Linked DNA regions of Mus musculus: region 2 is linked to region 1. A link is a loop called in an ENCODE intact Hi-C map of the cell type or tissue named here. Cell type or tissue: left cerebral cortex. All regions are shown on one strand. Each heading gives the region's core, and the rest is flanking DNA. Links, peaks and the distances in the headings are about the cores only. Region 1 holds the start of Dmbx1 (diencephalon/mesencephalon homeobox 1). Region 2 holds the start of Tal1 (T cell acute lymphocytic leukemia 1).

What was found. A loop is a pair of places that touch in the nucleus more often than their neighbours do. Peaks named below come from ENCODE experiments on the same cell type or tissue, not always from the same donor. Only the 100,000 strongest peaks of a DNase experiment are listed, where the experiment ranks them.
Region 2: it touches region 1 in a loop (5-fold over the local background); 9 of 42 quality-filtered maps call a loop at or near these places.

What each region holds. Positions count from the first base shown.
Region 1 is chr4:115,932,978-115,944,342 of GRCm38, forward strand. It overlaps Dmbx1 (diencephalon/mesencephalon homeobox 1), which reads right to left and starts at 6,949. Exons shown (of 5, transcript NM_001025567.1): 1 at 6,908-6,949. In left cerebral cortex, for the core only: no CTCF peak of the experiment used is centred there; DNase peaks (open chromatin) are centred at 5,330, 6,003, 6,124, 6,609 and 1 more place.
Region 2 is chr4:115,054,641-115,066,005 of GRCm38, forward strand. Tal1 (T cell acute lymphocytic leukemia 1) reads left to right here and starts at 3,171. Exons shown (of 5, transcript NM_001287388.1): 1 at 3,171-3,231; 2 at 4,879-5,026; 3 at 8,490-8,936; 4 at 10,029-10,123. The coding sequence starts at 8,491. It overlaps Gm33786 (a long non-coding RNA gene), which reads right to left and starts at 4,670. Exons shown (of 2, transcript XR_376559.3): 1 at 3,417-4,670; 2 at 2,982-3,269. Gm52674 (a long non-coding RNA gene) reads right to left here and starts at 941. Exons shown (of 3, transcript XR_003955097.1): 1 at 453-941. In left cerebral cortex, for the core only: no CTCF peak of the experiment used is centred there; DNase peaks (open chromatin) are centred at 2,422, 2,647, 3,473, 3,751 and 3 more places; H3K4me3 peaks cover 3,977 bases; H3K27ac peaks cover 2,261 bases.

The DNA.
Region 1 (11,365 bases), core at 2,281-10,280:
GTAGGAAAACATAGAAACATGAATATAGAACATGAGGCCAGAGCCCCTCCTGCACACACACACACACACACACACACACACACACACACACACACAAGGTCTTGGACTCAGACTCGGATGTGCTCTGTGACCTTGGTCTGTGTTACCTGTTCTGATAAGACATTGACTCCTTGGTCTACTCCAACAGAGAGAGAAACCTTTACCATGAAAACTGTGTGAGCAAGCCAGGCATGGTGGCCCATGTCTGTAATGATAGATAGCACTTGGGAGACTAAGGAGGATTGCCATGAAGGTGCTTAAACTTAGACAGGCCAAACATCTTGTGAGGGAGGCAAAAGAAGAGAGATTCTGCCCTGTGTGAGTGCCTAAGTTTATGTGCATTGTGGAATTAGTACACAAGATACCTGACCCATCTTCTACCTCAGAGTGGCTTGGCCTAAGATTTTCAGTTTTGTGCCCAGCACCTGCCAGACACTTGGCTTTGGCAATCTCATTAATTTCTTTCCCCTGTTCAGCTAGGAAGGTATTTTTTTATTCCTGCTACTTTGCAGATGAAGAACTGAGGCTAAGAAAGAGCTCACTGACTGCTTAGAAACTGAAACAGCTGAGTGTGACCCCAGTAACTGCCCCATTCGCACATATGTCCTTAGTTCTCAGTTTGGAGGAACCAGCAATGAGCATATGATAAGCTGCATGTGGAGCCCCTGCCTACCCAGCCCAAAGACCCTCAGGCACAACATCTGGGTATAGGTTTGGCACTGAGACATTCCAGTTACTCCTCAGATGTTTTTTGCTTTGTAGGAGCTCAGTGATCCCCAGATCTGTCATTGCGAACCTTCCCAGCGCCCCAATTTTTAAAATCTAAATCAGGTACTCAAAGGTGGTGGAAGCCCTGGGACCAGCCCCATCTTTTCCTTACCAGGCACATGATTCTTCCCCACTACGTTTCCCACTAGGAAATGGGGGCAACTCATGAATCAGTGTGGCTAAGACCACAGGGAGTAGCCAAGGAGACAACCTAAAGAGAGAGGTAAGAGGTAATGGCCAGAAGTGTGGTGTCATTTGCTTCTTTTGTGTAAGAGCTTGGAGGTCTGGGGCACAGTCACTTCCCTCAGACCCTCACTCCCCGTGTCATCGCCTTTGCACCACTAACCCTTTAGTAAACATTTCATCTTATTTCTATTGTCCATCTCTCAGTCATCTCTGGAACCAGTCAAGGCCAGATTTTTCTTGAAAAGCATATTCAAATTCTCCGCTGCTCCTCACTAGCCCACTGCACCATTACCCTACCGCCAGCCAAGGAGGGATTGTTCCCCAAAGCCACTATGCCATTGCCTCCTGCTCCTCTGGGAATATTGTCTCCTCATCAGCATCACTTGAGAACTCATGGTCCTTCTTCATATTAGGTTTAGTAACCTTCCTTCTCCAGGACGCCTCTCCAATGCTCTAGGTAGAGTCGGGTGACCTCTTTACATTTCTGTCACAACTTTACTTCAACAAATTATATAGTTTCCCATTTGCCTGTGTCTACCAAATAATCACAAGTTTTACCAACCATGCTTGTAGATACCTGTTGATACAAGTTATATAATACTCTCTACAAGTAGAGAGAGTTGGGGGTTCGGGGGTGGGAGATAGGGCTTAAGGCAACCTGGCCTGTCAACCCCTGGAGGAGCTCAGTAGCTCAGAAGTTTACATACATGTTTTTGAATCCTCACTACAACATTGTAATTCCCACTTACTGATTAAAAAAAAAAAAAAGCCAAGATACAGAGAGGTGAGATCACCTGCCTGCCCAAAGCCACATAGCTAAGCAGCTTAAGCAATGTGGAATCCAAGAAATTTGACTCCACAATGTGAACTCAATATTCATCAGAGTTCTAAGTCTGGCCAATATGAGTTCCCTCTATCTCAAGGTCTGAATTCCCCAGCTGGTACTTGGTTCCCAGAATGCAACACAGGGAGTATCTGGCATCGATTCCACAAATAAACGTGGAGCCACTGTTTGGCCTACAGTGCATTTCCGTGTGGTGAGTTGCAGTGTGAAGGTTCAGGTTATATAGGCGTTATAGCTGCGTGGATGCTCGTGTGAGAGGAAACAGCTGAGACAGGCAGGAGAAGAACTTGGAGCTCAGAGCAGTGAACTGGTGGCCTGGCTCCTCCTTGTCCCACCCCAGCAGGGAAAATCCACAGTCCCCACCAGATAAACATCAAGCCACCTTCTGGCCGTTGCTGTTGAGGTAGCGGGATCCCAGCCATCCTCACTGTGGAGCAGCCTCCAAAGTGATCCTGGAGTTGGAGCCAAAAAAGCACACATGTGGGATTGAGGTATGGCTTTAGCAGGGTCAGGGCAGGAGAGGTTCAGGCACGCTGCACCAGAAAATTGCTCAAAGGAAACCCTGACCAGCCCTCTCCGCTCAGGGGGTGGAGGCAGGAGAAGGATGGGGATGTGTCTCAGGATGACCTAGCCTGCTGCCCCCAGAGAAGCTCAGTCTCTTAAAGTTCCCTACACACACTGTTATCCATTAACATCCAATTATTCCTCGGTCCGAGCCATTAATTATAAATCAGCCGCTAATTGGGGTAATTAGCCCCCCACAGGCTAATGGGCCGAGACTGTGAGAGGCCCTTTTGCCTACAGTCCTCGATTTTCTGAGGTCCTTAATGTTTAGGGTGCTAAGAAGTCGGACGGCTGAAATTTAAAAAAGAAAAGAAACAGCGAAATGCGACTGTGGGAGGGAAAATGAGAGAGAGAGAGAGAGAGAGAGAGAGAGAGAGAGAGAGAGAGAGAGAGAGAGAGAGAGAGAGAGAGATTTACTGACGTTTTGGTGTTCTCAATTATGGTCAAGCTTCCGCTCTTGAGGGCGGGTTGGCAGACTTGACCTCAGTCTCTGCGAGTAACTCCAGGTCTAGAGATAACTGCTTGACTCTGTGCTTCCTGTGTCCTCTCTCAAAGAGGCAAAGAGAGCGGGAGACCAGGGGCATGGCACGACTGTGTTGGAACCGAGGACCGGGTCAGATATCCCGCTGTTCCTGGGCAGAAAAGACTGCTGGGCTCGACGGGTTTGCCCAGACCGGGGAGTACCGCAGGCGTGGGCCGGGCCGCTCTGGCATCATGCAGACCCAAGACCCAGAGCAGTCACTGTAGAGTCTCTCTGTGGAGAAGGTTCTCCTGACTGTAGAATACCCTCTTGGAGAAGGTAACTCAAGACATCTGGTGGGGATTCGCGGCAAGGGTCTGTGGTGCTAGTACCCAGCACGCGATTCCCGCACTGCACGCAGATTCCTGTTGGGATGGACCAGTCGGCAGCCAAACCCTGACAGCTGGGGCGATGGCGCTTAGATGGGGGTTGGAGATCGAGTGAGCTCCGGTGACCTAAGGGCATATGGTTGCGGCGCGCTTAGAGCCGTTAAACAGAGGCGGGAGTGACCGCGACAGGAAAAAGCCAAGTGTGCTGACCGGGCAGCTAGGGCCGCTCTTCCTTTTGCTTACAGAAACTGGGCTAAAGCTGGAATGAGGGTTCTGCCGACTCATATTGACAACCAGGCAGGAGGACCCCAGCTCAACCAAATGAAGTGTTGGAAAACCAGACGGATAATCAAACCGAGGGGGGGAGGGCAGCGGGAGGAGAACCCAGCACAGTAAGTACCCTTTGACAGGAGGTGAAACGGAGACTCGCTCAAGGTCAGGGATGAGGGGTACTCAAAGCAGGAGGAATTTGGAGGCCAGAACACAACACAACCCAAAGCTCCTCATCACCCCTCCCACTTCGCCAGCCTGCCCGCTCCTAATGGCCGTGGCGTCGCCCGCGGCCTTGATTAGATATTTATTGCTGTCATTTACATGGGCACCGCGGGGCGGCCGAGCGGGACGTGGGGAAGGGACTGAGCCAGGGAGGAGGGGGTGTGGAATGGGAACTCGGGCAAGGCGGAGAGTGCCTCCTCCAGGACTATGGCTGGGTAGAAGGGTAGGGTGCCTCTGCCAGGCTCCGGAGAAAGACAGAAATGGAGGGCGGACAAAAAGTTAGGCTCCGATGCCCTTGGGCTGTCAAGGTGAGGTCCCAAGTCCGGGCTGTCTCTCTGTGCCCAGTCGCCCCACGGGTTATCTGCGAGTGTCGGTGAAGGCTTAACCTGGGAGTGTGTGACTGTGTCTACCAGGGGATACTGAGAATTTGTGTCTAGATCTTTCTGCCTGTGTGACTTCAGTGTGCCAGGTCACTATAAGCCAGGAGTTCCACTCGGTGTGGCAGTCAATGTAGACTAACCCCTTTCTAATACAGGGAAGTGGGGGGGGGAGCACTACGTTATTTGGGGAGTGGGATTGCTGCAGCAACTGGATCTAGTTTTCCTCTTGCTTTCAAAGTCTGCTAGGAGCCCCAGCAATCCTTCCGGATCTGTGGATCTGTCGCTCCCCAACATCCCAGGCACCAAAATATCCTCAGCCAAAGCCAGGGCCCAGTACTCATTTCAGATCTAGCATGCCAGCCAGAGGTTCGGTGGAAACCCCCCTCCCAGCTCAGTCTCTGTGTGTTCAGACCACAAGCCTAACTCCAGTTACCTATTTTAAGCAGTGAATTTTGCTACCATGTGGAATCATAGTAACTTGAAAATAACAGAGAGGATTATCAAGGGGTCCCACAAGCACTCACCCGTAGCCCAGGAAACTGACCCCTGAGCCAACAGAGCCATCCTAAAGCTCACTTTCATTTGGCCTTCGCCTGGGACGGGTTTCCAATTCTTCGAACCTTTGCCCTTCAGTTCCACTTTCGACTGTGCAACCAAGTTCCTGCGTCCTTGCAGGAGTCTGTGCCCCTGAGGCCTGACGGGATGAGGTAAGGTGACCATCCCGTCCTGAGTTGCGGTGCTTTGCTTCTTATCCAAAGACTCCAACGTAGAGGAGAGAAATTGGAGCAAATTATCTGGATAATTTGCTCTCACTAGGCAGCAAATTTTACTTTTTCCCCCCTGACCACCCACCCACATACATAAGCACAGCTGGTTAGGGAAGAAGGGTAATAGAAACTTATCTTTAGGGGAGAGTGCCTTCCCCCTTCTAAAACCTAGATATGCAAGAAAATGAAGCGCGGATTCAAAAAATAAATAAAAAGAAAAAGAAAAGGAAAGAAAACTGAAAACAGAGCTCACTGCAACCCACTTAAAACGGATAGGCCACAGAATTTCCTTGGCCAGCGCCCTATAGAGAGAGCCAACCCGCCTGCGACGCACAGGATCCCTGGCACGGCACAAAAGAAGAAAATGACACGTCTCCCACTCCCACCTTCGCGAGGACAGACCGGGAGATTCTACAATTTCCACAACTACGCCTGCAACCTCAGTGGTGCGAAAACAGCCTGTTTGCCCCAAGGCCTATCCAGTAAGTAAAGCCCTCAGCTCTCTGCGACGTCCCCAAACCCAAGTTGCCTACAGAAAACCAGTACTAGTCCAGAAGACCCCTGGCCTCCCGTCCGTCCGCTTTTTTCTAAAACGAAAAAGTCCTTCTACCGCCCCAGGCAGAACCCTCGCTGAGGCTACACTAGAGGCCCCGCGGATTCCCAGCTTTGGAATGTTCCCAAAAAGGGAAAGGCGAAAGGCCCGGCCTCTAGATACAATTCTCCCAGAGCCTAGCCTTGGTTTCTCCGACAAGTCACTACACAACTGCACCACCGAGAGCCCTCAGCCCCCTACCAGGATTTGGTCCCCAGATTGATAGGAATTTGAGGAAGAAGATGTTTTCCCCCTAAGTGCTCTAAAGGCACCGCCCGGGCCTTGGAGGCCCCTGATCAGGGTCTGGGAACTTAAGAAACTTCAGCCAAGATCCAGAAAGGTCCATTAGAGGCCCTAGCTTGTCGCCGTCCAAGATGGGTTATGGCCACCGGAATGAGAGGCCCAGAGAGGAGAGACCCTGGCAGAGCCCTTCATTTTTTGATCCCTGCCTCCCAAACGCCGCCCCAGCCTGAATTCCCTGCTGGAGTTCGCCCGCTCCACGCCAGCTCCACGCCAAAACAGGCCGTGGGAGGCCAAACGAATTCCAGAGAACTAAGGCCGTTGCGGACCAAAAACCCACCTGAAAGATCCTAACCTGAGGTCGTGTCTACGAGGGCAGAGGCAGGCTAAGCGCCAAACCACCCCGGCCAAATAATTCGTGTAAAGTCGCAATCCCAGGAGACAAGGAGCCCTAGGTAGCCAGAAAGGATGAATTCTGAGCTAAATCCCAGTATTGCGGGGTACTCGGGAATAGGGACGCTGGGAGGTGTAGGTGGCCCTGCGGGATCCCGGGCAAGGAACCTGGGCGGAGGACCGCGCCCCCTCTCCAGCCTGGGCCGCGGGCTGCGTGACGCCTCGGGGCGCATCTGCTCTGCATTACCCTGACTACCCACCCCCCACCCGCCGCCCCCTTCCAAACTGAAAAAGGATTTGTCTCCGCTTAATATCCAAACCTTTTTTGTATTTATTTTTTTTCAGGGGCGAAGTAATATCTTCCAAATGAGGCAAAACCGTGACGGATCCGAAGCGTTCTCTGCGGGTGCCTGCGTCTCGCCGGCCGAGGCTTCCGTCTCCGCCTCAGCGCTTTTCTACCCACGACTTGCCCTCCTTTCTGCCTCGGAATTTCTAGTTCTTTCCTTCTGTCGCCCTGGCTTCGTGTCCGACCCTGGGGATCGCTCCGCTCCCTCTTTCTCCCCATGGAGCTCCCTCCTCCTGCCTCGGATCTCGTCTCCCCTAAGGCTTAAGTGTCTGTCGCCTTCCAAGTCTCTCACCCTCTTCAAACTTTCCGATCCGCCCACCGACTCCCAGACTACAGGACCGCAAACGAGGAGAAGGTCCCCGGAGCTGACCGCCCGAGCCCTCCCAGTCCCGCCGGGTCCCAGGCCGCTCCTGGCTGCACCCCGCCAGCCCCGCCCGCTCGCACCTGGTCTCCTTGGCCCGCGCCGCCGCTGCCGCTGCCATCTACGCGCGTCCGGGCTGGAGCTGGAGTTTTAAACCGCGTTTCCCGGGCGCAAGGCGCGGGGCCGCGCGCTCCCTACTGGCCCCTGTGGCTGCCAATCACACGCCACTCTCGCCCCGGCCCCGCCCAGCCCCTCTGGAACATCTACGCAGCTCAAGGCCTAGGCAGCCCGGGTCAAACCTTTAGAGGAACTAGGGACCCCGGCAGCGTCCATCATTTCCCCGAGAATATCGTTCCGTCATTGCTGGCTCTGGATCTTGGGCGGTAAAGCCGCAGGTCAATCCCTACGGAGTTGAGGAGTACTGAGAAACCTTCACCTAGGTCTACCTGGTCTCCCTTGACCTTGGGGTGCTCTGCGATGGCTTAAGGAGGGCTTTGTCTCCCTCCCCAGCTGTCACAACAAGGTTGAACTGGGCAACTGCATGCTTAAGCAACCGCAAGCGCAAGCGCGCGCGCACACACACACACACACACACACACACACAAACACTTCTGGTACCACAACACCCGCACGAACACAACCTGCACTCAGTACTCACCACCCAAGCTCAACCCATACAGGGTGGAACTTCCGACAGCAGGATGCTCTTGGAGAGAGTTGGGAGGCTGAGTCTGCCGAACTCACTTCTTCGTGCACATACAACACACATGCACCTGTCTCTGTCTCCGCGGGAGAGGGAGAGAGAAAGAGAAAGAGAGAGAGAGAGAGAGAGAGAGAGAGAGAGAGAGAGAGAGAGAGAGAGCAATGATTCACAAAGCGGAAAAATCCCTGGATAGGGTTTGAGGTTCTTGTCAGCCTCCTTCTCCTTCCAGGTGCAACTGATTCATAGGAAGAGGTCGTTATGCAGGAGGCTGTGGAACCAGAGAAGGCCTTGTGTGTCTGAGGTGTGTGCCAAGGGGTCAGGTGTCCCCGTTAATGTGGGAACCTTGTAGTGCAAGATTGGCTACTGTGGCCATGACTCTGTGGAAGCCTGGAAGGCTGTGTCTATACGACAGTGGTACCTGGAGAGAAGGGTGTGTGTTCTATGCTTGTGTGGTCAGTACTCTGTGCAAGGTGTCTTTGGCCTCAGTGGCTGGGACTAGAATGTGTTGTGTCTTTGTTACTGGTGCTCATGTAACCACAGTCCATGTGTAACTGTGGGATTTTCTTTGTGTGTTGGTAAAGAAGCCTTGTGTGATTTTTTCGGGTCAAGTGTAATCCAGGTGTCTGGACAGACAGGCAGCTGGATCCTAGTTCTGACATTGCTCAGGTCTACAAGCAAACTCTCTGGCCTAGCTCTGAGGAAGTGGGCTGTTTATTTTCTTGGGGGTTAAGGCATGGCGGAGGTTGCCATACTTAACAGTAGATTTTTAAATCCCAGGCTGAGTTGAGAGGGCCAGAAATGTTGGCCTTGGTGGAACAGAGGGAGCCACCAGCAGATTTAGAGGTTGGACCGATCTTCAACCCAGAGTTAGAGGCAGGGCGCCTGAGGGGAGGGGGAGGAGGCTCCAAAGAAAGGGAGGGGGGGCATAAGAGGATTAGGCTGCTTAGACCCTTCTCTCCCACCAGGATCCCCCACCCCCCACCTCAATGCTCCAGAAAAGATTTCTTCTGCCAAAGCAAAACCGTTTAGGCTCGATTTAAAGGGACAAAAAAAGCGGAGGCGGGGGCTTTAAATAACCTTTTAATTTCTCTTCAGGGATCTCGGACTAGTGCAGAAGGGGAGAGGAGAGAAGGAGAGGGAGGGGAGTGAAGGCCTGCCTCTTTGGCTTAGGTAATCAAGATTGCCACTGTACCTCCACCCACCTGCCCTTCACACACACACACACACACACACACACACACACACACACACACGCACATAGATCATCCTGAAGAAAACCATAGAGCTTTGCACACACATATATACTTATTCTGTCACACAACTCTGGGCACAAGTGCATACTACTTGATTAGGCCAGAAATAGTACTTCCCCTCCCCCATCCAATGAGAAACCTTGTTCTAGTGAGGCAAGTGTCTTCTGTCTTTATTCAGTGACCCAGCTATACTCACCCTGCCCTAGCTCCCCTCCTTGGACAGAACAGGGGACCACTGGGCAAGCTGAAGGGTAATGGCTCTGTGCTGAGGAGGACAAAGTGGTTGAGGATACCACAGATTCCGTGCTGCAGGCTGCAAGTGATGAGCATAGGACCCAACCAGGCACCTGCTTCTGGAAGGATCTGTTTGCCACAAACTCCAATTCCCCTTCCTATTCTTCTTACCCCAGGCTGCCAAGACCTCCATCCGTTCAGTCATCCCAGGTCTGTGTTAGTCAGGGTTCTCTAGAGTCACAGGACTTATGGGTAGTCTCTATATAGTAAAGGAATTTGTTGGTGACTTACAGTCTGCAGTCCAACTCCCAACAATGGTCAGCAACAGCTGTGAAGGGAAGTCCAAGGATCTAGCAGTTGCTCAGTCCCACAAGGCAATCAGTGGATGAAAAGAGAGTCAATCTTCCTTCTTCCAGTGTCCTTATGCAGGCCTCCAGCAGAAGGTGTAACCCAGATTAAATGTGTGTGCCACCACGCCTTTAATCCCAGGTGACCTTGAATTTAGAGATCTCCCGGTCTTAATCTTCTGGAATTCATAGCCACTATGCCCCAAGATCTCCATGCCAAGATCCAGGTCAGAAACTTGTATCTCCCAGTCTCCAGATTAAGATCACTGGTGAACCTTCCAATTCTGGGCTGTAGTTCATTCCAGATAGAGTCAAGTTGACAACCAGGAACAGGAATAGCCACTACAGTGGCTAAGTAGCCAGTATCATTCTCATTAAACAAGCTAAGCCTCATGCAACTCAAAATTCCAGACACCTGGAGAAGCCCACAGTGCCAGGCTAGACTTACCTTCAAAGGGCTTTCATACAAGGGGAGACCAAGGACAGAGGGAGCTGCTGTCACTCCATCACATTCCCACCCTCCACCCTGGTTTCCACAGACATTGTAGCCCAGGTCCTGGCTCCTGAGTTTATTGTGGATTGGGAAGAGGAGATACAAAATTCCAGATGAGCTCAACTGCTCAGATAGAAACTCAGGGAAAGAGAGTAAGGCTGGGGAAGGGGGCTGCGCCTTTTAGGGAGACCTGGAGTAGTGAGAAACTTGGCAAGCCACAATGTGGGGGGTCCTGCTGGGTTAACAAAGGCACTTCAAAAATGTCACTGTCTAGACAGAAACTGAGGAATAAAAATGGCTCAGGACCTTCCTCCCAAGTCTGCTCCTCTTAGCCTCCTCACCCACCCACCCACCTGCCCCAGGCTGTGGCTGAGACACCTTCAAAGAGCTTAAGAGAAAGGAATGCCGGGAAAAACTAGGACCCACCCCCAACAAAGTGACCTGGCTTCAGGGGTCGGGTGGGGAGGAGACAGTAGGTGTTGCATTGCTTATGTGTTTGCTCAATTCTTTAACCTGTTGTATATTATGAATATATACCCATTTATACACAAAGTGTGTTTCGATATATACATATGTGAACATGTAGGTTCTGCTTAAGTATACATGTATGTATGGGGGATGTTTCTAAATTAAACCAAGAAGGGGTGGTCAAGGAATGAGACCATTCAGGAACTGGGAGAAGTGAGTCCCTACAGGTTTCCAAGGACTCCAGGGATACTAGGTGTCTTTGTTGAAGTAAATTGAGGGGCCCAAGTCCCCCTAAACTCTTATCTGCGATCTCTGGGCTCCTGGATGTAGAGTAGCAACGACAACCTCAAAAACCCGCTCCCCCCACAGGCCATCCGAACACACACACACACACACACACACACACACACACACACACACACTGAAAGAGAACTGCAGCTCAGACCTCCTCCCATCCCATCTGCTCACTACATCGGGGGTTTGGAGTAGTTGGGAGTAGTTCGTGGGATGTAGCTAGTTAGCAAAGGTTACCCTAAAAAGCCTAACACAGGGCTACAACGGAGGCAGACTCGCACGGCTGACTGGAGGTTCTATCCCACTGGGGGGGGGGTGCATTCAAAGGAATCCAGGAGCATCCAGAGGAGTCAGAATTCTGGAGGCTGGGGTCCAGGTTCAGGGTGTGCAAGCGAGCGCGAGCAGCCTCTCTGTATCTCGGGCTCGCTCCCGCCCCTACGGCCCCGCGCTCCCCAGGGCAGTGGCTAGGTGGTGGGCGGCTTAGAGCTAATTCGGGAGTTAATGGCGGTGGCCGGGCCCCCTGCGGCCCCCCTCCACAGCCCACCCCAACCCCCGGGCCCGGCCGCGGGCCGCCCGCATCTGCGCCATCCACGGCGATTCATCATCTTGATCCATGGCGCGCGCTGACGGCGGCCCTGGCCGCGCTGACAAGACTAACAAAGCAATTTGCCACGAGCCATCTCCTGGACAGGTTATTAGCGCGGCCGCCGCTTAAACAGGCCTCCCTACCCCTTCACCCCCACTTCCCA
Region 2 (11,365 bases), core at 1,603-9,602, 880 kb before region 1:
GATCTGCCTGCCTGCCTCAATGAGAGCTGGGATTAAAGGTATGTGCGTTTATTCTTTGAGTATTTTATAAAATGAATTTTGATCATATTCACCTCCTATTACCCCTCATCTCCTCCTATCCTGATGTCTTTTTTTTTTTTTTTTTAAATCTACAGAGAGGCTAGAGAGATGGCTCAGTGGTTAAGAGCATTGGTTGCTCTTCTGGAGGACCTGGATTTGATTTCCAGTGTCTATATGGTAGCTCACAAACTCCTGTTTCAGAGGAGCTAATGTGTCTGCCTTCTTCTAGTCTCTGGATACAGTACATAGACATTAATACAGGCAAAACCAGGGACCACACCCTTAAAAATGATTCCCCTTCTCAAGAAGTGTTCAACTGTCAATAGCTCTTCAGTTAGCGGTGAAGGCTCATGAACACCCCCACACACACACACACACACACATACACCTACCTTCTGGCTAGAATCTTGACTGGCTTGATCCTGAGCAGGCAACCACAGCTGTGAGTTGGTCCTTTTCTGACCAGAAGGTAGTCACTCTGGTCTTCCTTAACTGCTCTTACTATCTTTTTCTTCTTTTCTTCTCTTCTGCTTCAAGGCAGGGTTTCACTATGAACCCGTGGCTGGTGGCTGACCTGGCTCTCTATACCAGGCTGTCTTTGAATTCGTGGGTGTCCACCTCCCTCTGCCTCCCAAACACCACCATGTGTCCACCATGGTCTCACTCACATAGCCCAAACTGGCCAAGAATTCTGCTATTTTTGCCCTTATCTTTTGGATTACAACAGCCAGTTTCCACCATCATAGAAAGAAAAACCCAGATACTCCTCAGCCCATTGGGTTCCTACAATGTACCTATGGGCTTCAATGTCAAACTTCTTTCAAATCAGGCTTCTGTCCCTCACTAGAAATTTAATATTGAGTTATTGACACAGCCCTGTCACCCCCTCCCCCCACTGTTTTCTCACCTATAAATTAGGAATAATAAAAGCACCAATGGGGAGAAGTTGGATGAAGGGGGAAAAGTATCACTAAAGCACACTATTATTCAAAGGTGCCCTAATGATATCCAATTGTATGGTATTTAAAAAATAAAAAATAAAAGCATTACGAAACCGGGTGTGGTGGTGCATGCCTTTAATCCCAGCATTCCAGAGGCAGAGACAGGTGGATCCCTAAGTTCGAAGACAGCCTGGTCTACAGAAAGAGTTCCAGGACAGCCAAGGCTACACAGACAAACCCTATCTCAAACAAAACAACAAAAACCAAAAAGAGAAAGAAAAGAGCTAATTTAGAATTTTCTCATTTATACACCTGCTTATTTTTATTTTTGCAGTGCTGAGAATTGAGTCCTTGGCCTTGCACAAGATTGGCAAGCCCTCAAACTCCAGTCCTTAGGGATATTTAAGGAAAATCAAACTGTATAGTGCAAAGAAACAATGTACTAAGATTAAAGAGTGTGTTAAGGAACATGGGGGCTTGGGGATGGGTGGGGGGGTGTTCTGCTTTCATCCTGAAACCAAGCTTAAGGGGCATTTTCATCTCTCTATTGATATCTGTTCTGTCCCCCTATAGAGTCTTTTATCTTTGAGCAATTCCAGTTTTAGAGCGGTCAGGGGCCTGTGCTGATGAGGGTCAGCGAGGAACTGGGTGTTGAGATACGGAAAAAGGAGAAACAGACACTCTGGCTTTGGAGAAGACAGGAGAAAGAATGAAGAAGGGAGGGTTGGTTGGGAATGGGTCGGGAGACACGGTGGTCTTAAGAGGCTAGACAACGGCCAAAGCCGCTGAACGAGCATCTGGGAGGCGGAGATCCGAGTCGGGTTGTTTGTAGGGAGCGGGAATCCCGAGGGGCCAGGGGTGGGGAACGGGCGGAACCCGCCGGGTCCCAACGTGAGCGCTCAGCCCTCTCCTCTGCGCATTCCTGGGCCATCCCAGCGCCGCAACCCGTCCCCGCTCCCTCCGGAGAAATTGCCAAATTAAAATGAATCATTTGGCCCATAATGGCCGAGGCGCTTATCGGGGGCGGGCGGGCCCGAGGCGGCTCCTTATCTCGGCGGCGCACACGGCCGGCGCTAACGAGGCCGCGGGCGGGAGCGGGATTAGAGCGCGCGGCGAGGCGCGGGCGGGGGCTGCCCAACATGGCCACGCACACCCCCAAGGCGCAAAACGTGAGCGTCCCGGCCTTCTTCCCAGGGCCGGGAGACAGTCGCCTCCCGTGGAATTGCCCGTCCGTTTCCTCCGTCTTTCCCCATGCGCACTCCAGCCTCGGCTCCCTCTCCCCCGTCTCTTCCCGGGGGGCACTTTCCACGACGCCCCTCCGCTGCCCCTCCCGCCGGGGAGACTCTCTTCCTTCCTTCCCCTTTTCCCCTTGCGCAATAGACAGAAAAGCGCAAGGCGCTGGCGGCTTCCATTGCTTCTGGGCGGTGTGTGCGGGCGGCCGGGTTGAGAGTGCTTGCGTGAGCGGCAGGCTGCGGTGGCTACTCCCCGCGTGGGCTTTTGGCGATAGGTCGTGTGCGGGAGTGTGAAACCCTGCGCTGTCTGGGTGTGGAGATTCCGACCTCTCTGCGTTTTATTCGTTGTATGTAAATTGCCCTGTTTCTTTTCTCCACAAGGTCGGTCTGGTGTATCGCAGTGTGTGGCCTTGGACAAAGTGTTAGGCTGGTTTCGTTATGTCGGGCGGGTGTGATCCTCACCCTGTGAGGTTGTGTGTCTGTGAGCGTTTGCGTGTGACTGATGTCGCTGTGTCATGTTGGACAGTATGCCGGTCTGCCTACACCGGCTTGTGGGACAGAGCTAGCTCGTGTTCATCTGCTTCCCTCCTCTGGGCCTGGACCATGTGTGGTCCTGTCCAACAAGAGTCCTATGCCTGTGTGCCTGTGTCCTTTAGAGGTGCGTTTGCAAATCGCTGGGGGCGGGAGTGGGGGGAGGGCGAGCGAGAGATCGAGGCGCTGGTGGGGGCGTCAGCATGGGGGCGGGGAGTGGGATTTCACATTTTATTCCAAATTATGATGTATTCGGGAGCCAGTGTTGGCTCGGATGGGCGGACAGAGCCCAGTGGGCGGCAGCTCTGTCCGGAGGCTGTCTGTGCCTTGGTGTTGCGGGGGTCCCCTGGTGTGTGCGGGGGGAATCTTCTAATCTGGAAGATGAGCCGCGCTCGCTGAGGCCAGCGTCTTCCCGCCCGCAGCGCCAGGCCTGGATTCGCGCTGCCCCTGGGTTTCGCCTATTTCTGGTCAGTTTCGCGGGTGCGTCCGCGGTGGTTGGGAGAGGCTGGGAAAGACAATGGGCACATTTTCCAGGTCTGGTGCCAGGGGTGGGGGTCCTCGGGATCGTCCCGGGGGACATTTTCTCAGTCCCTTTCCCATCCCGGTCCAGTCAGACCCCCTAGCAGGTTAGCTGCCCTTGGAGTCCACTTACGTTGGAAGGACCGCTTCAGGGCCACCTTAGCTGGACAAGAAGGATCGCGTTTTCCCCTTTTACTGCGATTGTTAATACCTTCGTCATCATCACCATCACCCTTAATATCCGCTTTTAATTAAAACAATCGAACAAAAAGCTCACCAGTTCTACCCTTTAGCTTCTTTGGAGGGAGAACAAAGCAGTCCTGTCCTGTCTTAGGCCCCTCCCTAGCTGCTTTTTTTTTTTTTCCCCTAACTTGCCAGGTTTGGGGTAGGGAAAGAAAATGAAGAGGTAGTCAGAATAAAGAGTCACTCCATAAAACAAACATTAGCCTCAAGTAACAACGGGAACGAGTGTATTCCCCGCGTCTCCCCTCCTCTTCCCTCCTTCTCTGGATTAGCAAGGAGAAAGAAAACCTCCCGCACTGAATTGAAAGCCAGGGAGGAGGCAGTTCTGAGCTTCCGCCAAAGCCGCAGCGGAGAGAAGGAAGCCTTCGCAATTAACCCAAGACTTCGATGTGCCATTGGGCGGTGGACATCTCAGGCAAAACAATTAAAAAAAAAAAAGGAGGCGAAAAATAAAAGCAAACGAAATCCAGCTACCGCTCTTGGAAGTGGCGTCGGTCTGCTTTGGCCCGTCTTTCCTTTTGCTTTGTTTATCGCTGCGAAACAGTATAAGAGGTGTAAGAGTTAACTCTCATCTACTGCCAGTCAAAACCCCGAAAGTCGAAAATCTTTTGCAAAGGTGGTGGAAGAAATGGTGAAATACCTTCCTTTATATCTCTGCATCCATTAGAAAGAAAACAAGGGACCCAGCTAAAACAGATAGAGCTCTCTCTCTCTCCCTTTCATCCCTGCAAGGGAAATAGGATCTTTGGAAACAGGTTCTGCCTTGTCCTGGGCAGGAACTTGAAAGATGGGGTCATGAGGAGTATGGGACCAGGGCTCCCAGGTTCTGACCCAGCAGCCAGGGCCTGAAAACTCTTGGGTTTTTGTTGTTGTTGTTGTTGTTGTTTTTGTTTTTGTTTTTGTTTTTCCATCCCGTTCTCTCCACCCTCGTCAAATAGAGAATTACATCTTCCTGCTCTGGCTAAGCCTGGGCTAAGGTTGTGGGGGCAACCCGCATAGAGACGTCCATGCTTAGAAAACAAATTCGGCCATACTGAATTAGACAGATCCGTTAGAGGGTTCGAACACGTTCTGGGCAGCCTGCCGGAGAGGCTGTTGTTGTTGGACTAAGTAGTTATTCCTGATTGGTCAGGTGTAAGGTTCTTCTTCTTTTTCTTTTTTTAATTCGGGATGTGTTTGGGGGAGGGTGGGCTCCAAACACCTGCAAGTTGGAGGCGGAAAGCCATTTGCTATTCTTTGGGATGGCGGGGCACACGAGGTAATTCCCAGTCATTGACCCCCCATTTTCTCTCTCGCCCTCCCTCTTTCTCTCCACCCCCATCTTTCCTGGAAACTCGCTTTGGGCGCGGCAGACCGCGCAGGACCTCACGGCAAGCTAAGTAACTGCTGGTCTCTCAGCGAGAGCCGGGAAACCCAGCTTCGGGGTCCTACCTCGACCCCTCTCCAGCGGAGGAGTGGAGGTCCTAACCAGCCGAGTAGGTCTCTCTAAATATGCCCCAGGTTAGTTGCGGCCTGGAGTCTGGGGTGGGGTGGGTGGAGGAAGGGGGGTAATGTCTGTGGAAACAACAGTATTCTGGGTTGTGAACTGGGGGGCGGGGGGGGGGAGACGACTTAGAACTGAGAAGATTGGTGGGGGTGGGGGTGGGGGTGGGAGAACCAACCTAGACTAAGAACCCGGGATCTGACTGCCACTAAGCTGCCTCAGGCCTCCAGCAGGGCTCTTTCCTTTTTCCGGCCTTGGATAAAACAAGCTGGTTGGATTATGTCCTCCAGGCCGCTCCCATGGTCCCGGTTCCGAGCACATTTCACAAGGCCGGTAACTTTATTGTGGCTATATCCGGATGGCGCAGGAGCTCCAGGCACGAATAAAAGCAGCCAAAGCCACCCTACTAAGGCCTAAGGCCTAAGAAGCTGTGCTGGAACGCATTTCCACTCGAGTGGTGGCAGAGATAGTGCATTGCTCACTGGCGGATTAGGTTTTGGTGCAGGCTTTGTGTTTCTCCACTGTGTCTTGCGCATATGAGTGTGGAGGGATGGGAGGCCAGCCAAGTCTAAGGCCAACACTATTTCTTTTAAAAATAAGTGGATTAAAAAAAATCTCCAAGCTATGATTTGGGGCATTAGGAGTTGCTGGAGAAGATGCAGTGCCTCCCAGAAAGGAGCTTTCTGGTTCCCCTTTTCAGGTGTATTGTCACCTGCTGGCTGGGGCAACTGGAAGGTGAAGATGAGGTTGAGGCTGTAACCTGGGTCTCGGGAAGCACAAAGAGCTGGGATGGTCGAGTGCTCCTGTCTAGCCTGAGCCCCCTCCCTTTCCCATTCTCCCTTAATAAAAACAATTGCATAAAAGCTGTTAGTGTTAACCCCTGGGCTGCTGTGCGGGTGGGGGTGGGGTTGTGTGTGATCCTGGTCTTAGGAGGTTTACCTGAGGTCCAGGAGCTGAGCATGGAGAATTCTACTGGAAGCCTTGGATATTTATAGCATCTGGAGGGTCAACTCATCTAGAATATGTGTCCCCTTTGGCCATTGGGAACCTGATTCAGTCATTGCAGCAGAATTGATCAGGGAGTCAGAGGGGAGCTCTGGCTCAGTTACTGTAGTGTATGTTTGTCATTTAGAAGCTGGGACTAAAACAACTGGTCATTGAAAGCACACAGATGGTGTGCCTCAAGGTAGGAGGACAGCGTCTCTGGCTTGTGTATTTCACCAGAAGCTGGTTTATTTCTGATGCACTTCACTAGCAGGGAGGGAAGTCAGGATGGCTACTATACTTCTGGTTCATTTCCGGTGGTTGAGGTATTCTCTGTATATAGACCTTTTGTCTCCACTCTAATTGTGAATTCAATCTCAGTGAAGCATTACAGACCCATATTGGCTTTGCAGCTTGTGTGTAACAAGTGTTGGGAGATTTGTTGTTTCCTGACTGGGCTAATCCCCGAACATCCAGTGTTGCCTGAATTGCAATCCTTGGTTCCCATTTTGTGTCTGGCTGTACACCTGAGTTTTGGAGAAGGATGAAGAAGGTCCAATTTCCTTTTCGTAAGAGGAGGGAATCAGTTTCCCAGATAACTCTGGTCCAGAGCAGTGTAGTGGCCAAAAAGGTCCTCTATGTGTGCTCCATGTCGGTGGTTAGTGTCACATTTTTGTATTGATTTTCTGTTTTAAAACACCCCATTTTGGGCTAGTGAATTGACTCAGTGGGTTAAATTGTTGCTGTTGATCCCGACAGCTTTAGTTTGATCCCCAAGGCCCAGGTGAAAGGAAATCACTACTTCATGAAAATTGTCCTCTAACTTCAACATTTATGACTGTGGCATATGTACCTTTATATACAAATAAATAAATGGTAAAGTAATAAAAATTACAATACAACAAAATAACCCAATTATCTAATCTTGGGAGCAGCAATGTGATTTATAAAGCCTATTAAGGTGGTTATATATGTGTCTATACTGTGTGTATATGCACATAATACACACACACACATATGAGTATATATATGAGATAGGATCATGTGTAGCCCAGGCTAACTTCAAACTCAGGATTCTTTAACCCCCTTCTCAGGGCTGCATTTATAAGCATGTGCCCCCACAACTGATGAGTTCATTGTATTTCTATTTTTAAAATTAAAACAACTCACAAGTATCATCCAACTTTGGAGTCTTATAGATTGTGTGTCTGGCCTGTTGCTGGGTCAGATGCCATCTGAACGAAGCCAGGTGATGCAAGAACTCTCAAACTGATGGGAAATAGAGTGGATATGCTCATCTGGGGAGTATGGTTGGAGCCTAGGAATTTTCTGGGCTCCAGGGTCCATGTGAGACAGTAAAACAGTGAGATCCACGACTGGAGAGATGGCTCACTGGTTAAGAGCACTGACTATTCTTCCAGAGGTCCTGAGTTCAATTCCCAACAACCACATGGTGGCTCAGAACCATCTGTAATGGGATCTGATGCCCTCTCCTAGTGTGTCTGAAGGCAGCCACAGTGTGTGTGTGTGTGTGTGTGTGTGTGTGTGTGTATACATATACATATATATGTATATATATAATTTTTGCATATTAAATCTATAAAAAAAAAACCCAGTGAGATCCGAGTTCTGTGTATTGAGAATACCAAGGTGTATGGTGTGTGTGTGTGGGGGGGAAGAGGACACTTCATTGGAATAATTCAAGGAAGAGCTTTCTTTATATTTTCTCCATCAGGAGGGGAGCCCAGATTCTAGTGACTTCTGGAGCACTTTCCCAAGTCTTAAGAGTCCAGCTGAGCAGAATGGGGTGGAGTGTGAAGGGTAGTAGGACCAGAATCCAGGATTAGCTTCAGTCCTTGACTCCCTTTCTTATGATAGGGTAGCTACTTGCAGAATACAACGGTGGGTTTGCTTAGTGTAGGCTGCTTTCCTCTTGGCCGGGAATATTTCTGACATCCTTGGTTGAATAGAGCAGAGTTCTTGCAGCTTCCACACCCTACTTCACCACCATAGTCTTTCTGGGTGTATATTTGCAGCGCATGTGTGTAGCAGTAGATCGGGAGAGGGTTCCTATAGCACTGGACAGATTCCCCGCCAAAACCAAAAGGGGGGCGGGAAGGACACGCTTGCTCGGGGGATTAGTTCCCTCCCCTTCCCCTGTGGCCTAAGAAGGAGGGACTGGGTGATCTTTCTCTTCTCTGTGCATTTCCTTCCTCCTTTTTCCCGTCGATTTTTGTCTCTCTGCCTGTATTCCTTTTCTCCCAAGGTTTCTGCCATCTTTCTCCAGCACAATTCCTACCCTTGGACACTGTGCCTTCCGGGCTTGTCCCACCCTTTTCTTCCAATCTAGAGACACCCCCACATTGCTCCAGCTCCAGGCCTGCGGGCCTTCACGCCAGCAGGGTTGGGGTGTGCGTCCACGTGGTGCTGAGTTTGTCCTGTCCGCTTTTCAGGTTTCAGTGCGTGATCTCCTCTCTGCCCCTTACCCTGTTACAGGATGACGGAGCGGCCGCCGAGCGAGGCGGCACGCAGTGACCCGCAACTAGAGGGACAGGACGCGGCCGAGGCCCGCATGGCCCCCCCGCACCTAGTCCTGCTCAACGGCGTCGCCAAGGAGACGAGCCGCGCAGCCCCGGCTGAGCCCCCCGTCATCGAGCTAGGAGCGCGCAGCGGCGCGGGGGGCGGCCCTGCCAGTGGGGGCGGTGCCGCGAGGGACTTAAAGGGCCGCGACGCAGTAGCAGCCGAAGCTCGCCTTCGGGTGCCCACCACCGAGCTGTGCAGACCTCCCGGACCCGCCCCGGCGCCCGCGCCCGCCTCGGCTCCTGCAGAGCTGCCTGGAGACGGCCGCATGGTGCAGCTGAGCCCGCCCGCGCTGGCAGCCCCTGCCGGCCCCGGCCGAGCGCTGCTCTATAGCCTTAGCCAGCCGCTCGCCTCACTAGGCAGGTGAGCATCCCGGTCCCCTGCGGCGTTCTGGGTGCAGGCGAGGGTCGAGAGGAGGGGGTGGTGGCTTAAGATTCCAAGAGGAACGAGCCCAGAGACCAGAGTCTCTCCCGCAACCCTCCCGCTAGTGGGAAAGGGGTCCCCTGTGAGACAGACTGTCAGGAAGGACCGGTGGTCAGGGGACGACAGTTGTGTAGAAACCGGGGGTGGTCGCCTGCACTGTTGAGGGTGCGGGTCTGTGGGTGAGTGTAAAAAGCTGCAGAGGTTGCTGACTACTGTTGAGTAGGCGGGATTCTTTAATATGAGTTCTGGGCCAGTGTCTGAATGCCCCTCTGCAGCAGAGGTGAGGTTCGCCACAAAGGGTGAACTCTTCAGGAAGCTGCCGCGGTGGGTGGACAGGCTGGAGAGAAAGATCTAAGGCCGTTGCTGAGGGCAGCTCTTCTCAGCCTCTGCTAGGATGCAGTGAGCGACACTGTCATCCGCTCCTAATCCTTCTGTCCCTTACCTGCGTGGTTGGTCTCCTTGCTGGGCCCTGTGGTGAGGGAAGCTGAATGGCCAGCAGAGTGTAGGACAGGCGGTAGGAAAGAATTATAGGACAACACGATGGTAGAGCAGTAGGGAGCGCTGTCAAGGGTTGGTGAGTGGGAGGTGGGGGGTGGTGCCGATCTGTGATCAGAGAGTGATGGTCGGTGAGGTCTGAGGGGACAATGTGAGACCCTTTGTGGTGTGGGAGTTCTCTACTAGCACTTCCATCCCTCACGTGTTGTCCTGTGTAGGTACTTGTCTCTGAGCAAAGGTCTACCAGGATTGAAGGAGATTTTGTGTGTGTGTGTGTGTGTGTGTGTGTGTGTGTGTGTGTGTGTGTGTGTACTTCAGCACAGGAATACGCCGCCTTGCCCCTCCCATTTATGTATTGTTCCATATATTCACCCTCTTCGCTTCTGTGAATGCATGCATACTCAATTCAATCTGCATTTTAAGTGTGCAGGAGCAGGGGGTGCCTTAGCAGGAGGGGACTGAAGACACACAGGGAGAATCCATCTAAGGAGTCTTTTTGTCTTTAACCTCATTGTGATCTACCTTCTCTTTCCATAGTGGGTTCTTTGGGGAACCGGATGCCTTCCCCATGTTCACCAACAACAACCGGGTGAAGAGGAGGCCCTCCCCATATGAGATGGAGATTTCTGATGGTGAGTCTGCACCTGTCCCTTGTCACTGGTTAGAACCATCTGCAGAGGAGAGCACAGAGGCAGTGAGGTGATCTCACAGAGTTGAAAATGCTGGCTTGGAACTCCAAACTGCCAGAAGTCTTCACCCTGGAGGCGAATTAGGACTGGCACTTAAGCCACACCTGTAGAGTCAGCCACGGGTAGTTCTCACTTTAGGCTTGCTCCCTGCACTTTGTCAAGGATCCAGGAAGGGTAGAAATATTTCATGTCCCCAGTGCCAATGACTGACCCACAGAAAGTCCCTCAACTGCATCTTGAATTTCTGACTATACTCGTGCCCATTAATGGTTTTTTTTTTTTTTTTTTGCCAGCTCTCTCTATTATGAGACCCCTCCATCACTCTTCCAGTCTGGTCTGAGACCAAGAGTGGCTTATAGTGCCACAGGGGAAACACACACACACACACACACACACACACACACACACACACCTAGGGGGACTCAGCATTCGTTGAATATTCTTTGGCTTGGATGAGTGGAAATTTAGAGCCCTACCTACTCCCAAAGTTAACTTGTTGGTGTCTGGGCAGGAGGGTGGTTTCTGCAGGCTGAGGGACTCTGGCCAAATGTGGGGATTCTAAGTGCTGTTGTCTGTCTGGGGCCCCAGGAGGAAGTGTGTTGAGGCATGTAGAGAGCTGGGACCAAGGCTGGGAGCCTTTCGAGGGTGTATGTGTGGAACTTGGGCTTCTAAAGAAGATTCTAGAGAGGAAGGGGCTGATTCTGACAATACAGAAGAGACACCAGGAACCACAACAGCCCAGAGTACAGACATAGAACTAAGAGGAAGATCCACTGGTGGGTGCTTCTAGATGAGAGAGGGTTCTCCAGCTCCTGATAGGTTCTGCAGTAGATGCTTCTCACGCCTCTTTCTCTGCCTGTCAGAAAGCTGTCAGGGAACAGTAAAGTTGTGTCCAGCCAACACTGAGATCTTCTCCGCATAGGAGTTCTGGGACTCATCCACAGCCTGACTCCCAGTACCAACATACTGCTAACAGCCATTAGTCACCCCAAGGGTGTAAAATAAGGTGGTGACGGCTATCATTGCTGCCATTTGTTAGACGCTTATTGCATGTATCAGATGACTTTTTTTGTATCCTTGGTCTTTACGTAATTCTCAACACAAACCCACCAGGTTAATTTTGCTTCTATTTCACAGATGGAGAAATTGAATCAGAGAGGTTAAACAGCCTGCTCAAAGCTGCAG